Linked DNA regions of Homo sapiens: region 1 is linked to region 2. A link is a loop called in an ENCODE intact Hi-C map of the cell type or tissue named here. Cell type or tissue: IMR-90. All regions are shown on one strand. Each heading gives the region's core, and the rest is flanking DNA. Links, peaks and the distances in the headings are about the cores only.

What was found. Peaks named below come from ENCODE experiments on the same cell type or tissue, not always from the same donor. Only the 100,000 strongest peaks of a DNase experiment are listed, where the experiment ranks them.
Region 1: a loop joins it to region 2, with 2.1 times the contacts of the local background. A loop is called at or near these places in 2 of 110 quality-filtered maps.

The regions. Positions count from the first base shown.
Region 1 is chr5:62,546,274-62,549,208 of GRCh38, reverse strand. The region is part of intron 24 of IPO11 (importin 11); the gene reads right to left. Among named protein-coding and RNA genes, the nearest start is that of IPO11-LRRC70, 31 kb to the left of the region's middle. In IMR-90, for the core only: no CTCF peak of the experiment used is centred there; no DNase peak of the experiment used is centred there.
Region 2 is chr5:62,476,564-62,479,460 of GRCh38, reverse strand. It overlaps IPO11 (importin 11), which reads right to left. Exons shown (of 30, transcript NM_016338.5): 9 at 2,708-2,778. Among named protein-coding and RNA genes, the nearest start is that of IPO11, 65 kb to the right of the region's middle. In IMR-90, for the core only: no CTCF peak of the experiment used is centred there; a DNase peak (open chromatin) is centred at 1,460.

The sequences.
Region 1 (2,935 bases), core at 304-2,803, 70 kb before region 2:
AAAAGATACAGGTATACAAGATATCAATTCCTCATTAAAAGCAAGAGGAGATAAAATTTGAAACAATAAAATTTTATCTCAAGTTTACTTTTTTGAAAAAACAAAAAACAAAAAACAAAAACACAACTAGATCTGGGAAAAAAGATAAACATGGAAAATATACAGATAAGCTAGTAGACCGAGAGAGTCACAGAGGCAGATATCACCAGACAGTATTTATCTGTGAGTAGAAAGTAAGACCACCTGCCCATTATTAAATACATGTATAATTTCACTCCCATCTAAAACCCTACTAAAATTACAGAAAAAAAATTTTAAGAGGGGGAGCATAATTTTAAAAAGACAAGAGGAATGAGAAACAAACACTGAAAGCAAGAAAGAAATTCAAGAGGAAACTGACTCAAGTCAGAGAAAGCTGAATCCCAAGGTGTCAAAGGAGAAAGCTGACAGAAGCAACCAGATTTACTTCATATAACTTCTCCCCTTCTCCACTCCAAAAAACACAGAAAGTAGCAGAATCTTATACTTTTGGGAAGGAGAAAGGGGAAGCTAAAAATAAGAAGAAAGAAAATAAGACTGGTTGAAAGTCTGTCTAAGAAACAGAGTGCTAGATATTTTCAACTCTGTAGTATCTGGACAACTGATGCCCAATCCAGGAGAACGAAGAGAGTGTATTTTCTCTAAAGAGTCTAAAAGAGATTGCTTCCAGACTATAAGAGCCCATCAGTGCCCAATGGAATGCATTTAAATAAACTTACATTACGGCACCTCATTCTAAAATTTCATAACAACAGGAACAAGCAGCAGCAGCTACAAACTTGGAAAAGAAAGAGCCCCAAGGTGGGAGTCAGCATGGCTCTGAAGAGACTTCCTCAAGAAAATTAAAGTAACAGAATCCTTGATGTGTCTGAACATATTGGACATCTGTCAGACAGTTTAGTGAACATAAAAAAATTATACCAAAAAAAGGTAAGTATTACTTCCAGAGAATACAAAAGATTGTACAGAAAAGGAGAAGTAATCACAGCTGACTACATGTCTCAGCTTTGAAGAAGAAATAGAGGAATCATGACGTAAACACTGAATTTTGATTACTTGGAGGATGAAGGCACAGAGGAAGTGCAAAGGCAGTATCAATACATACTGCCTACAATTAACAACTCATGAAGGAACAACACAGGGGTGTTATTTACAGATCTGAACATAGATACAAAAGAATCAATTGGCTACAAGCACTAAAAGTGGTTGTCTCTGAGCAAGGAAAAATGGCAGAAAGACAGGTGTCTACAGTTTTTTTCTTTAAGAAACCTTATATATCTATCTAGTTGACTCTAAACTATGTCATATAAAATTCTGGTTAAAATTTTAAAAACAAAAGGGTTTGAAGAGAATTTATAGTAATAATACATAGCTGTGGCTGGCCCCAATCCATAGGAATCTTTACAGTTTTATTTAGCAGCAGGGAGGAGGGGGTTGTGGCAAGGGAGTACTTAGAATTAATGTAAGGATTAAATAATCCCCACATAAAGCAGTATCTGATTGAGTAAATAAATAACATAGTCGTATACACAAATATTTCAGGGATAAAACAGAGTTTTTGTGGTCTAAAAGGTCTGGAACCGTAGCTAGAGAAGATGAGAGTTTCTGAAAGAAAAATACCATTATCAGACTTGGGTGCAGAGGGTATGGGACAGAATCAAGAGAAAATTCAGAACTAGAACTGGCAACATATAGAAAAGCTGAACAGTGGACCAAAGGTGAAAAAGTCTTTCACTGCTTCTAGCTTTCCTGTTTGGTCAAATGGGTACAATTGTGATGTCAGTAATAATGATGACATTCCACTCTGACATGACGAATTTGAGGTGCCTGTGGGAAATCCATATGAAATGGTCCGATATTATTTCTCTTATAGTGAAAAATGCCAGGTCCTATAACCTTATTTCTATCTACTATTCATATACACATATGAGTTTCAAAATAACAATACCAATATTACTGATGACAATAATACTACTGAATGTAATTACAAACTTACTTTTTTTGTAACGTTACATCCCACCAGGGATGTACATGTGAAATACTATGTATTAAAATGACTTGAAATATTCTTCTCAAATAGCTGTGCCACCAACATCGTAACAGTTAGATTCAAATGTTTCAGTCTCTTTTGTATCTTTAGGAATTGTTTTTATTTTTCCCCCTAAATCATGCTTTACCTCTACATGGTTCCAAACTCTAAAATATAAAACAGATATACATCCTGACAGATCTAGTTTCACCCTCTCCTCCTCTTTTTGCTAGATAGCTACTTTAATTACCTGGTTTATTCTTCCACTGCCTTCTACTTTTTAAACAGAAGAAAACTAGAGACAATGCTCCTTACTTATATTCTCAAACTCATATAGCGATTTTCTTCATTTCTTTTTAATGGAATGCACAGTACTCCACTGTGTAACTGGACAAGGTGTGGTACTTCAATCATCCAATTACCTATTACTAATTGTTTTTTGACAACATTTTGTTATTACAAAAAGAACTTTTGCACTTTAGTTTAAACCCATTCCCTTTCGAAATACACCTGCAACAGATTGTGTGTGTGTGGTTTTTTTTTTATATACTTCAAGTTCTAGGGTACAAGTGCACAACGTGCAGGTTTGTTACATATGTATACATGTGCCATGTTGGTGTGCTGCACCCATTAGCTCGTCATTTACATTAGGTATATCTCCTAATGCTATCCCTCCCCACTCCCCCAACCCTACGACAGGCCCCAGTGTGTGATGTTCCCCTTCTTGTGTCCAAGTATTCTCATTGTTCAATTTCCATCTATGAGTGAGAACATGTGGTGTTTGGTGTTCTATCCTTGCGATACTTTGCTCAGAATGATGGTTTCCAGCTTCATCCATGTCCCTACAAAGGACATAAACTCATCATT
Region 2 (2,897 bases), core at 398-2,897:
CCATTACTGGTTATATACCCAAAGGATTATAAATCATGCTACTATAAAGACACAGGCACACGTATGTTTATTGTGGCGCTATTCACAATAGCAAAGACTTGGAACCAACCCAAATGTCCATCAACGATAGACTGGATTAAGAAAATGTGGCACATATACACCATGCAATACTATGCAGCCATAAAAAAGGATGAGTTCACGTCCTTTTGTAGGGACATGGATGAAGCTGGAAACCATCATTCTGAGCATACTATCGCAAGGACGGAAAACCAAACACCGCACATTCTCACTCATAGGTGGGAATCGAACAATGAGAACACTTGGACACATGGTGGGGAACATCACACACCGGGGCCTGCCGTGGGGTGGTGGAATGGGGGAGGGATAGCATTAGGAGAAATACCTAATGCAAATAACAAGTTAATTGGTGCAGCCAATCAACATGGCACAATTATACATATGTAACAAATCTGCACATTGTGCACATGTACCCTAGAACTTAAAGTATAATTTAAAAAAGAGAAAAAGAGACAACCAGACATTGTGTGTCACATTGCATGTGTGCACGTCATACAATACAGAACAATACTTATAATGTATTCTTGCCATCCCTGCCCTATCCCCCACAAAAAAGCCTGAAAGTGACTAAACCTCTACATCTAACTACCAACTTATAAGAAATATGGGAGGAGAAGTGTGAAGACTAAAGAACATGTTAACAAAAAGCATGTGGCGACACAAGCAATCAAATTCAAAACATGAAAAAGTACAGAAAATTACCTGTTACCTCAAGAAATAACAGCAAGGAAATAACTTTGGAACAGATGGAAAGGGAGCTGATGCAAGTTGAATCCTGATTCAAACAAACTAGAAAAATTCATGACACAATCAGAGAAATCTAAAATCTGACTAGATATTTAAATGATATTAAGAAGCTATCAGTATTTTTTAAATATAAAATTGTGTTAAGATCCTATTTAAAAAAAATAAAACAGGCCAGGTGTGGTGGCTCACGCCTGTAATCCCAGCACTTTGGGAGGTGGCAGTGGGTGGATCACTTGAGCCCAGAAGTTCGAGACCAGCCTGGGCAACATGGCAAAACCCTATCTCTACCAAAAATACAAAAATTTAGCTGGGCGTGGTGGCATGTGCCTCTGGTCCCAGCTACTTAGGAGGCTGAGGTGGAAGGATCACTTGAGCCCACAAGGCAGAGGCTGCAGTGAGTCAAGATCACACCACTGCACTCCAGCGTGGGTGACAGAGTCAGACCCCATCTCAGAAAATACACACACACAAAACAAAACAACCCTACCACTTAAAGACACGCACTCAAATATTTACAGGTAATACTAGATAATATCTGGGATTCGATTTAAAATAACCAGCAAGGGTGGGAGGGGAAAGCAGCACACAGACAAAGTAAGACTGACTGTGGCCATATGTTGATAATTGTTGCTGAGTGATGATGTCATGAAGACTCAAAGTTACTCAATTCTATTTATAGTAACTTTATTCTATTTTGAAATGTTCTAATTTAAAAAGCTTTAATAAAGTCTTAGAGATCATAAATATGAATTTCATAAATGAAATTGCTTCCAACATGTTAAGTAGAATAAATTACAGATACCATCTATCCATGTCATTACCTTAAGAAAGAGTTGAAAGAACTGAAAAATCTCACAGCTAAATAAATGTGTTTTCTAAAACAGATCATCTAAATAATGCTTTTTAAATTTTACTTATGTAACTGATATAGTGAGTAGGGACTGTGAGGCAGCAGAGCCGCAGGCAAGTGTCAGTGATATATACTGTATAGTCCTCTTTGACTAAGCACATCATCCTGTTTTACTTTGCTTTGTGTTTTTTTAAACAGAGAATCTTAGTCAATTTTATAATGTATCTTGGAAGATTAGGTGAACTTCTGTTGTTGAGGCTACTTGGAACAAGAGAAACGAAGACAACTGAAACTAAAGGTAATTACTACCTAAAACACAAAGATAAAAAACAGCTCATTTCTGCTCCTTTACTCCCCTCCCAGGGAATAAGCAACCCCTACCCTATTATTGAATCTTTAATTAAAAAGGGAAATAGATTACAGATTTAGTTGTTCCCACCTGTCTTCAAGTACCTATTTTAGTGCAAGCAGTCCCCAAGCTAGGTCTTTCTAACTGCTGTAACCCAATTATTTGCACTTCTCCCAATCCTTCAAGACCAAAATATCATTAAAAGTTAATGTTTTATAAAATGTAATTATACACACTGCCTACCACAGCGCACCCCCTATAATTCCACTCAAAAGATGCTTAGTATGGACGAAGATAGTCTGATGGTCATTCTGAATATACTGACTTCCTGTCTGCTACATTTGATCTACTTCTAGCTGAACTGCACTGCTATCTTCTTTATCTCCACTTTCTCCAGTGGGTCAAAGAATAATGAGCTTTAGAGGAATCAAATACTCTAATATTTATTAGAATTTATTTTTCATGTACCAAGGTGACTTACACTATGACACATGGTATGTAAATTTAATTATTATATGCATTCTAAAGTACATATAAAAGCAATTTTTAGCTTTCCTATAAGGAGTCAGAACATAGGTTTCCTTACACTAAAGTGAAAATGTATGGTTATAAAAATATCATTTTCCTTTGTAAATCTGAATATGTGTATTATATTTGAGAAAACAAGTTTTTAAAAAACTTACCACTTTAGTAAAAAGAATGATGGTCTTTTCCAGTCTATCTCTACACACATTATCTGTACCTATACTTCTACCTGTTAAAAATACATTTCAAATATTAGAAGTTAATAAGTTCACAACCAAGACAACATCAAAATTTTTACAAAAATAATATTGCTGGTTTTATTTTTGCATATTTTGCATTATGAATTCA